2 separate regions of the Homo sapiens genome follow, and region 2 is linked to region 1. The links are chromatin contacts, found by Hi-C or POLR2A ChIA-PET in ENCODE. All regions are on one chromosome and are shown on one strand. The core of a region is the stretch at or near the end of the contact, and the rest is flanking DNA. Distances in the headings are between cores, read along the strand shown. Region 1 overlaps AK5 (adenylate kinase 5). Region 2 holds the start of NEXN (nexilin F-actin binding protein).

Region 1 (5,206 bases), core at 242-2,741:
CCATTGCTAGTTGATCCCAGCACTGTTTCTCAGTCAGCAGGTGTGGCCTGAGAATGTTTGTCAACACAGCACTCCAGGCAGCTACTGCCAATTAATAGGACTTGATGTGCAACCTGAGACTTATTTGTTGTGCTTTATATAACCTCTGGCTGCCACATTTTAAAAATAAAGACTTCGATCTTTAATAACAGGGCCAAGTGCAATGGCTCACACCCGTTATCCCAGTTCTTTGGGAGGCCAAGACAGGAGGATTACTTGAGTCCAGGAGTTTGAAGACCAGCCTAGGCAACATTTCGAGACCCTGTCTCTCCAAAAAATGCAAAAATTAACTGGACTTGGTGGTATATGCCTGCAGTCCCAGCTACTTGGGAGACTGAAATGGGAGGATCACTTGAGCCTGGGAGGTCAAGGCTGCAGTTTGCCATGATCGCACCACTGCACTCCAGCCTGGGCAACAGAGCAAGACTGTCTCTCAAAAAAAAACAACAACAACAACAAAAAAAAAAAACATAAACAAAAGTGTTTTTGTTATATAAGAGCAATGTCTTAAGAATTCAGGGCTGCAAAGGCCTTTCCAAAATTAGATTGTCTAGTGATTTCCACCTTTTGAGCAGCCTGGAACATTAAAAAAAAAAAAAATCCTGGTGTGGTGGCGCGTGCCTGTAATCCCAGCTACTCAGGATGCTAAGGCAGAAGAATTGCTTGAACCCAGGAGACAGAGGTTGCAGTGAGCTGAAATCACACCACTGCACTCCAGCCTGGGTGACAGAGAGTCCCTGTCTCAAAAAATAAAAAAAAAAATTAAAAAAAAGAAAGGTATTTCTTCCACTTTTAAGATTTGTAAAGGTGGGAAAATTCCTAAGTAATTCAGGATTTAACCACTTTTAGAGTTGGAAAATCCCTCTTAGCTCTCTGTTGTATTATTCCAACCTGAATTCTACAAACTCACAAATGACTGCTCGTGAGTACAGGGTTGAGTTCTCAGACAAATCTGATTTCTGGAATCTTCCTTAGAGCTTTCTAAGTTAGTGGTGTCCAAAAGACCAGATTACAACACATTTAAAGATCTTCATTGGCTTTTATTCATGATTCTAGAATTGGGCAGACCTCAGGACCAGAAAAATGTTTGAAGAATAAGCCACATGGTCAAGCAATATTTATGTTTAGAAAACAGAAGTGAGGAACTGAGGTTAATTAGTTACAGCCTTATGTGAATCAGCTGGCTACCTACTATTGACTTAAGCTCAGCTGCTGGAACTACCAAAACTCAGCCATCTGTTACAGTGTGTACATCCAAGTTGTTTGTTTCATTTAGCACGGATGACTCCACGTTGGTTCGGCCTGTTGGGCCCAGAACGGGAGCCTAGTCCAAACCAATGGCCTCCTACAAATTTTATTTAATGGTGGAAAAGAGGTTTGCAGTCCCCTGGCTCATCTCTTCAACTTCCCCTGCATTTTGGAGATGCTGGCTGCTGGGTGCGTGGTGAGGTAACATTATGATCCACTGCACAAATATGTAAAACCTCTCCAGCCCGGACTGCAGAGCAGCGTGAGCTTCAGCCTTCAGGACTCCCAGAGAGTCTCAGGGAGGCTGCTTCATCCCACTGCCCCTGCCCAGGGCCATCCCCTACCCACACAGCTGCAAAGATGAACAGTCCTCCCTACACACCTAGCATAGAAACAGTGTGTGCTGGGCCCAGGAAGCTGAGATTTGTCTGCAGGTACCCGTGGGGTTTGCCAGTAGCTAGGGTGACAAGAGCGGGGACTGCAGGAGAAGCAGGGGAGGGGACAGGATTGTTTGCCGCTGGAGAGGGAGAAAGCCACTGGCCCACTCTGTTGTCTGGCCTCTGGGTTTTTGCCCAGTCCTCCTGCATCAGCTTAATCTCCCTTGGTTCCTAAGTAACAGCTTGTGGCCTGCTCCTGTGATGCTGTTTGGATTGTTTGCCCCTCCTCCCTGTTGTTTTACTGGACCCAAGACAGGGCTGCTCACCCAAGAGGACCTCTGGGTCACTTAAGGAGCTTTCTTAAAACTAGGTGGGGCTGGTGAATGCACTTCAAGAAAGCAAGTGAGATGAATCAGCAGTTCTGTGAGATTTATTTAGGAATTAAAGCCACAGGGGGGGCCAACCCATGCAGCCCACAAATAGGCCACAAGCACCGCCCTCAGGCCTCTACCCAGCAATGCTGACATTGAACCCATCATCTGACACCCTCCATCCCCCACTCCATGACAAGTCAGCCCTTTGGCCACCAGCTAGCTAAGGAAAGTGCAGCAAAATTTCAAACAAAGATAATTTTTAAAGCAAAGCAGAATTTATACAGCCACTCCCTTATTCTTTATGTCATCATAATGCCATCCTTGTACAATAAAGTTAGAACTTCTTGTAACGTGCACACCAGAGATGGAAGTACATGTGATACAGGTGTATCCCTTTCTGCCTGTTTTTCTCCCTCTCATAAAGCAGAGGTTTGCCCTGCATCTGAGAAAGAATTAGAACAGAACTTTCCTCCATTTCATTCCCCACCTCACTACACTTGGGCCAGGCAGCGTTCGCCAGTCATGGCACTTCCTACCAAGTCTGAATGCTGTCTCAGAAACTTGCTCAACACAGCCGTATGGACCATCACCCCCAACTGACTAGAATTAGCCTACAAGAAGAAGTTTTCTTTCACCTTAGTGAGATAATTTATTATGGCCATAAGTAACTGAAATGTAGCATTTGGGGATGAAAAGCACAGTTACCAGCCAAAGACTCCCTGGGGGATGGCGGGGGGAATATGGGCCTGTGCATCAGAAAGCCCCAGGCACACTTTCATCAACTTCGGTGAGTCATTTTACTGCTTCACCTCTCAGTTCTTCTTCCTAAAGTGGATAGAACACGATCTACTAGAATTGACCAAGTCTATTATTATAAAAGTAACACATACTTGCTTTATAAAATATAGAAAACTGGTCAGGTGTGGTGGCACATGTCTATAATCACAGCAGTTTGGGAAGCCAAGGAGAGTGTGGGTCACTGGAGCTTAGGAGTTTTTTTTTGTTTGTTTCTTTTTTTTTTAGAGATGGAGTCTCGCTCTGTCACCCAGGCTGGAATGCAATGGCGCAATCTTGGCTCACTGCAACCTCCACCTCCTGGGTTCAAGCCATTCTTCTGCCTCAGCCTCATGAGTAGCTGGGATTACAGGCACCCACCACCACACCCAGCTAATGTTTTGTATTTTTATTAGAGATGGGGTTTCTCTTATGTTGGCCAGGCTGGTCTCGAACTCCTGACCTTGTGATCTGCCTGCCTTGGCCTCCCAAGGTGCTGGGATTACAGGCGTGAGCTACCACGCCCAGCCAGGAGCCTAGGAGTTCTTGACTATCTTGGGCAACATGGCAAAACCCATCTCTACAAAAAATACAAAAGTTAGCCAGGCGTGGTGGAACACATCTGTGGTCACAGCCACTCAGGGGACTAAGGTGGGAGGATTATTTGAGCCCAGGAGGTTGAGGCTGCAGTGAACCAAGATAGTGCCACTGCACTCAACTGGCGAGATCCTGTTTCCAAAAAAAGAAAAAAGAAACAAAGAAAATGTAGAAAACTAGGTAGTCCCACCACTCAGAGGCAAACATTGTGGGGCGTTTTCACCACATCTTTTTGCTGTGAATTTTAAAAACATGATTGTGATTGTAGGTAATACTGAGCCAGACTCTGTGGTTGTAGGTAGCAGGTGCCAACTCCCGCTGGCCTAACCTGAAACACAGAACTTCATTATAAGGTTAGAAGACTCAAGGCTGAGGCACAGCAGGCCCTAGAAGGCGTGTGGGATCAGGCCTAAAAGGCTCACAGTGCTCCCTACTGCTTCACAAACACCGTTTCCTTCTCTCTAAGCTGGGTTTTTTTTCTTTCTCTGGCTTATAAGCCAGAATATGCCCACCTGACAGCTTTCGCATTTGCACATTACCACGGCACTCTGATTCCCAGCTCCAGATTCCTGAGAGAAATGATGTGGTTGGCCTTGCTTTGCTCAGGGTCTCCTTGGCTCTCTTAGCTGTGGACAGGCAGCTGGGGTCACAGGGGGCTTTTTTATTTTTTTCTGTACTTTATTGAGTGCATATGGTATGTGTGGGACACGACACTTGGTGCTGGGGACACAGCAGTCAACGTGACAAAGCCCCTCACTGAAAAGAGAAAAACAGGCCAGGCACGGTGGCTCACACCTGTAATCCCAGCCCTTTGGGAGGCCAAAGCAGGCAGATCACAAGGTCGGCAGTTCGAGACCAGCCTGGCCAACATGGCAAATGTCTCTACTAAAAATATAAAAATTCGCTAGACGTGGTGGTGCGCATATGTAATCCCAGCTACTGAGGAGGCTGAGGCACGAGAATTACTTGAACCTGGGAGGCGGAGGTTGCGGTAAGCCAAGATCACACCACTGCACTCTGGCCTGGATGACAAAACGAGACTCGGTCTCAAAAAAAAAGAGCAAAACCGTATACAAGAAAATAAAGCAACCACTAACAAGTTCTGTGGATAAAACAAAACAGAATGCATTGTTGGGAGTGAGCACTGTGGGCAGCTGTTTGGAAAGTCTGAGGAGGTAGCATTTGAATTAGGACCTGACTGATATAAACATGGTTACCTGGGACTCTTCCCTGTGAAGCAGATGGAGGACAAGGAATACCCAGAGAGAAGGGCTCGTTGTGAGCTGAGAGAAACCACAGAAATAGCTATCTCAAGTGGCATAGGCAGAATTGTATCAAATGATATTTAAAGCCTCTTTTTTTCCTAAGTATAAGTAACAACTACACATTGTTTAAAAAAGAAACAAACTAGAAAATTTAAGACTATAAAGGTAAACATTAAAATTATTGAGAATTATTCCACCCAAAGATAATCACCAATGAACATTATGATATATTTCCGTACATTTTGGTTTTTTTCCATTTTTATATACATTTTGTTCATGGCATAATTAGCCCAGAAACACCCCAGGCCATAGATGAAGAGGGCCTGGTAACAGATTATTTCTGTCCCTGCGTTATTTGCTACTCTTAACTGATTAAAAAAATAAAAAGAGAGCCCAGTGACTCATTAAACATGAGTTTTGCAGACAGACAATCAAGTTCCTTGGCAACTCTGCTTTTGTAGAGGAGATAATAAGCTTTTTTCCTCAGCAATTCTGCTGCTGCAGTGTCTCAACTTTGTAAATAGTTTGACCG
Region 2 (5,645 bases), core at 2,341-4,840, 350 kb after region 1:
ATCGCTTGAACCCAGGAGGCGGAGGTTGCAGTGAGCAGAGTTTATGCTACTGCACTCCAGCCTGGGCGACAGAGCGAGACTTATTCTCAAACAAACAAAATCCTACGTAGTCTTGTCTCCTGCTCCCCACTGCACCTCCTATTACCTCACCCTTCACCTACTCAGCTTCACTCGCACAAGCCTCCTGGTTCTTCCTAGAACATGTCAGATAGAATCCTTCTCTGGGCCTTTGTATCTATCCCTGGACCACTCTTCCTCCAAATATTTGCTTCTCCAGATATTTACATAGCCTACTGCCTCACTCTCCTCAAGGCTTTTACTCATATGAGGCTTTCCTTAGCCACTCTATCTAAAATTACAACATCTACTCAGCCTGCCTCCAGCATTCTCTACTTCCCTGCTCTGGTATTATCCATATTGCCATATTACATGTCACTAAATACTACATAGTTCACTTATTTGCTTATTGTCTGCCTTCTTTCACTAGAATGTATGTTCCATAATGGCAGGGATTTTTCCTTTATCACTGCTGTATCCTTAGCATATAGAACTGAATATCTGTTGAATGAATGAATGATGAATTGGTGGGAAAATAAGCAGGCCTTGCATGCTGTGAGTAGCTATCAGTGTTCTACAGAGAGAATGGAGAGCTTTGTTTAATCTGGTGAATCTATTGGGTGGATATAAAAATAAAAAATTGTTAAGTTTCTAGTTATTTATTTATTTATTATTTTTTGAGACAGAGTCTCACTCTGTCGCCCAGACTGGAGTGCAGTGGCATGATCTCGGCTCACTGCAACCTCCACCTCCTGGTTTCAAGCAATTCTCCTGCCTCAGCCTCCCGAGTAGCTGGGACTACAGGTGCACGCTACCACACTCAGCTAATTTTTATATTTTTAGTAGAGACAGGATTTCGCCATGTTGGCCAGGCTGGTCTCGAACTCCTGACCTCAAGTGATCCACCCGCTTCAGCCTCCCAAAGTGCTGGGATTACAGGCGTGAGACACCATGCTCAGCCAACTCACTTCTTTAAATCACAGAAATAAATATGTAATTATAAATTGATATGTATAGGGGCAGGGCACAGTGGCTCACACCTGTAATCCCAGCACTTTGCGAGGCCGAGGTGGGTGGATCACTTGAGGGCAGGAGTTCAAGACCAGCCTGGCCAACATGGTGAAACCCCATCTCCACTAAAAATACAAAAAGTAGCCAGGTGTGGTGGCACGCGCCTGTAATCCCAGCTACTTTTGAGTCAGGAGAATCGATTGAACTGGGGAAGCGGAGGTTGCAGTGAGCTGAGATCGTGCCACTGCACTCCAGCCTGGGCGACGGAGCGAGACTACATCTCCAAATAAATAAATAAATAAATAAATAAATAAATAAATAAATAAGCAAATAAATAGGAATATATATATATAGGGAAGAGAAAGGTGGGATGAAAGGTGAGGTGCAAGGTGGGGAGAAAGGTGGGATGCAAGGAAGCCTTCTCCGAGGAAGCAGCATTTAAGAAGAGATCGGGAGGATATGTTGAAGTTAGGTGAAGGGGAAAGTGGGAGAAAGGATTTCATGCAGGGAACAACTTATACAAAGGCCCTGCAGCCAGACTGCCCATAGAAAGTTTCATGAACTGAAGAAGGCCAAGGTGATGGCATCAAAGAGAGCAAGGGCACAAGCAAGACTACCAAGACCACCTATCACTATCCGTAGTTCGGTACATTTAAATAATTTTAATTACCAATTTTGAACTTTTCTGTAATCGAGGAATGAATGGCTTACCCTCCTTAGAAAAGTTTCCATCCTGAGTAAATACTGTGGGGATGGGACTGGGGAACAGAGTTATATTTGAGTAGAAGGCCTTTTGTGTGTACGGGTGTGAGAGAGAGAGAAACAGAGAGAGAGAGGGAGTTTCACTCTTGTTGCTCACGCTGGAGTGCAATGGCGCCATCTCAGCTCACAGCAACCTCAGCCTCCCGGGTTCAAGCGAAGTGGGTTCTTCAACCTCAGCCTCCCAGGTAGCTGGGATCACAGGCGCACGTCACCACGCCCGGCTAATTTTTTGCATTTTTAGTAGAGATAGAGTTTCACCATGTTGGCCAGGCTGGTCGCAAACTCCTGACCTCAGGTGATCCACCCGCCTTGGCCTCCCAAAGTGCTGGGATTACAGGCAGGAGCCACCGCGCCCGGCCTTTTTTTTTTTTTTTGGAGACAGAGTCTCATTTTGTCACCCAGACTGGAGTGCAGTGGGATGATCTCTGCTCACTGCAACCTCCGCCTCCTGGCTTCAAGTGATTCTCCTGCCTCAGCCTCCTGAGTAACTCAGATTACAGGTGTGTGCCTCCACACTAGGCTAATTTTTTGTATTTTTAGTAAAGACGGCCTTTTGCCATGTTGGTCAGGCTGGTCTTGAATTCCTGACCTCAAGTGATCCACCCGCCTCGGCCTCCCAAAGTGCGGGGATCACAGGCATGAGCCACCGCGCCCAGCCCAGAAGGCCTTTTCAACATCCCTGAAATATAACCTGAGCACCGCTGTCTGCTTAGGGCCTGAAGGTGGAAGTGGTTACCTTTATTCTTTATCTGGATGTCATTTCGATTTTTTTTTCAAGTGCAGTGAAGAATTAAAGATCTCGTCCACCAAAAATACTCCGAGTGTGCATTTCGGGTTTTAATATGGTATTGTCTGATGGGTTTGACAGGCTGGCGGTCCAAGTTGAAAAAGGTCTGTGGGTGTCTAATAGTCAAAGATGCCTTTATGAAGCTTTAGAAAGACCAGATATGGTTTGCCTTCAATTAAGAAAAAGGTGGAATATAAAGATATTTGTACTTATATAAATATATTCCTTCTTTTCTTCTCCTCCTCCTCCTCTGCCTTCAACTTTCTTCTTCTTCTTCTTCTTCTTCTTCTTCTTCTTCTTCTTCTTCTTCTTCTTCTTCTTCTTCTTCTTCTTCTTCTTCTTCTTCTTCTTCTTCTTCTTTTTTAACTCTCCTTTTAGAGTTAAAGACTGGAGCTAAGAACAGGGGAGCAATAGACAGATGAAGTGTTCCCGGATTGCTGCCCCACGCTCTTTGTAATAAAGGAAAACTTGGCCAAAGGTCAATGCTTAGGGTAGTAGAAGATATGTAGTGGCTTGGCTTCTTGACTGGAAACTAGGACGGGTAGAGTAGCTGAGAGAAGTGGGCCCCAGAGCAAACTGGTTGCGGGTAGGGGGAGCCAGCTTCAGCCCGGTAATGAAGCCCATTTCAGCCTCATTCCTTTCCCATGGCGGAGGCAGCCTTCCTTCCCCAGGCCTGGCTGGAGGTGGAGGCAGGCCCAAAGTTAGGGGGTCAGCTCGCGCACCTAGGGCCGGGAGACAGACAAATTCTGGCGGAAAGTTGGCAGCCACGGTCCCCCTCCCCTGCTTTTCTCCTCAACTCTCCACCCCCACTCCGGGTGATAACGGCGGAGGTGGGGGGTTGGGGGAACTGGCCTTGTGTTTTGGAACAGCTGCAGCCGGCGCTGGGCCCGCCTGGAATGCGGGAACAGGCTGCACACCAGGACTTTTATGGAAACTTGCTGCTGGAGACGGCGGCGGCGGCGGCGGCAGCGGCAGCCAGAGGACTCCCAGCGGCTGGAGCAGAAGTGTTAGCGGCCAGAGCTCCCAGACCCCTACCCACAGCCAGGCGGGACGCGCACAGTCCCTCCACGCGGAAAGAAGTACCTTCGCCGGTCACCGGCTCCTGCAGGGTGAGAAGAGTTGGGGGAACGTGGGCTGGGGGGAGTGGAGACGGAGGTGTCGGGTCCCCTGGTGGGGGCGGGGGCGGGAACGGCGGCTGCAGAGAGGCGCTCGGGGTCTGCGGCTTCTGGCCGTGCTCCGCTGCAGCTCCGGAGGGCGCCGGGCGCCATACAGCTGTGGTCCGCGCTGGCCCCGGCCCGGGCGAACCCTGCCTTGGAGCCGCATCCTGCGGGCTCGGCGGGGTGCCTACCAGGGGCTGCCCCAGGGTCTGAAAGTGTCGGCCGGCCTTGGGCTTCTGGTTGCAATGTCTTTGCCCTGCTCCCCTGCGCCTTGTCGGCTGAGTTTCGGGTGCGTTCCCTACTGTAGGGAGGGAGCCCTCTGTGAGCGGAGTGGGTGCCGATCCCTCGGCTGAACCCTTGGGGTCCTTAGGGAAGTTCAGTGCCGTCCCCCACCACTTGCCCCAGCCGCGGTCTCCGTCTCTGCCAGCAGTGCCAGTTAAGAAATCCTTTCTGATCGGTCTCTGTGGAAGATGGGGAGAAATATGATTTAACAGCCTATTACTCCCCCCCCACACCCCCGCATATCCCCCCACTCCTGTCTCCAACCCTTTTTTTTTTTTTTTTCGTGATTCTGCCCGAGGTGGGATGCTGGGGGTTGAGCAACTAGGGCTGGAAGTTTACGAAGTTTACGTAGTTTAAGTGAGTGAAGAATGTAGTCACCTCTTGAGAACTCCCTTTGCCTATATGCTTTTGAAAACGCCAAACCATTCCAGCTGTTTGTAAATTGTGAAACGTTCTACAAATGCATTAGCATTGGCATTTATAAAGAAAATGACGAAGTTGAGAGGTTATAGTTGGTTACTGCAGTGACTTAGAGATGCTCATTTTATAGTTATTAAAGCACAACGTGAACCAAGTTGGCAGAGAGATAACAAGGTAAAAATAGCATAAGGATATGTCCTAACAAAATGTCCTTGGTGAAGACACAGGTAGAGAAAAGAAGCCATAATAAAGAAATTAGTTCCCTGACCAAAACAACGGGAATATCATTCATCGTTAAATTTTGTTAATGAATTCATGTAGCAGCGGCCCATTGGCCTTCGAGTCACAACATAACTATGTCTTAGGTAATGTGATTAAATAAACTTAAGTATTTATACTTAAGTTCATATCTTAGTCACACGTTATTTATATCTTAGTCACACGTTATTGAGTGGACCACATAATTTCCCCCGCTAAACATTATCCTTTACAGGTTAAACTGCTGCAGTTAGAAAACTTTGTCTCAAATTCTTTTGAGTTTGGGGTATTGTTAAGAAAAAATGCATAATTAATCAAATGAGAGAAAGGTTTTTTGGGGGGAGGTATAATTTGTATAAGTAAACTTTGATTAACCAATGTAGCTGTTTAAGTTTCTTCTTCCTTACAATTAACACCGTATTTTTGCAGATATTTTATATTTTGACTAATGCTTCTGAGGAACAATTTAAAGAAAAATGCATGCAATTATGTAGTTTATCTGCAATTCCCTTAAAGAATTCTAAGCTAAAACCACAACAAAATTATTTTAAATCCAGTTTTCCTCATCATAGTTACAATGTAATCCAGTTTTAATAAAAGATTCATATTTTAAAATCCATTTTCAATTGAAATGTAATGAATAGCAATTGTTCCTGCTCACCTTAAAATGGAATTTGTGCTATTTTTGAAAATTTGACATGTAAGGCTGATCATTGTCAAAATGTATGTCATCTTGAGATGACTATATTTAGCATCAACAAAGGAATGCATTATCTAGGTTTTTGAACAGTCTTTTTCCCCTGAAATTTCACTTGAAGTATTTAGGTTAGGGTTTCATTTTTGAGCAGAATAAAAACTAAATATGCATATTTGGAAGACATTAATTGGGGATTCAGATTGCTTAGAATCTG

What was found. Hi-C counts contacts between places; a loop is a spot of excess contacts on that map. ChIA-PET counts read pairs that join two places held with the same protein, here RNA polymerase II (POLR2A).
Region 2: a map with no recorded cell type shows a loop between it and region 1 (2.1-fold over the local background). The contact joins the promoter of NEXN here to the enhancer-like site in region 1. A Hi-C loop is called at or near these places in 1 of 37 single-sample maps with no recorded cell type. POLR2A ChIA-PET finds 5 or more read pairs at or near these places in 1 of 52 experiments (AG04450).

Annotation. Positions count from the first base shown.
Region 1 is chr1:77,537,865-77,543,070 of GRCh38, forward strand. All of the region lies in intron 13 of AK5 (adenylate kinase 5), which reads left to right. Among named protein-coding and RNA genes, the nearest start is that of ZZZ3, 140 kb to the right of the region's middle. Within about 2 kb of position 1,492, at least 13 of the 41 ENCODE cell types and tissues checked have a DNase peak (open chromatin) inside an H3K27ac peak, as active enhancers do.
Region 2 is chr1:77,885,034-77,890,678 of GRCh38, forward strand. NEXN (nexilin F-actin binding protein) reads left to right here and starts at 3,591. Exons shown (of 13, transcript NM_144573.4): 1 at 3,591-3,726. It overlaps NEXN-AS1 (NEXN antisense RNA 1), which reads right to left and starts at 4,506. Exons shown (of 3, transcript NR_103535.1): 1 at 4,435-4,506; 2 at 2,567-4,235. RefSeq lists an enhancer at 3,536-3,595 and a silencer at 3,836-3,975.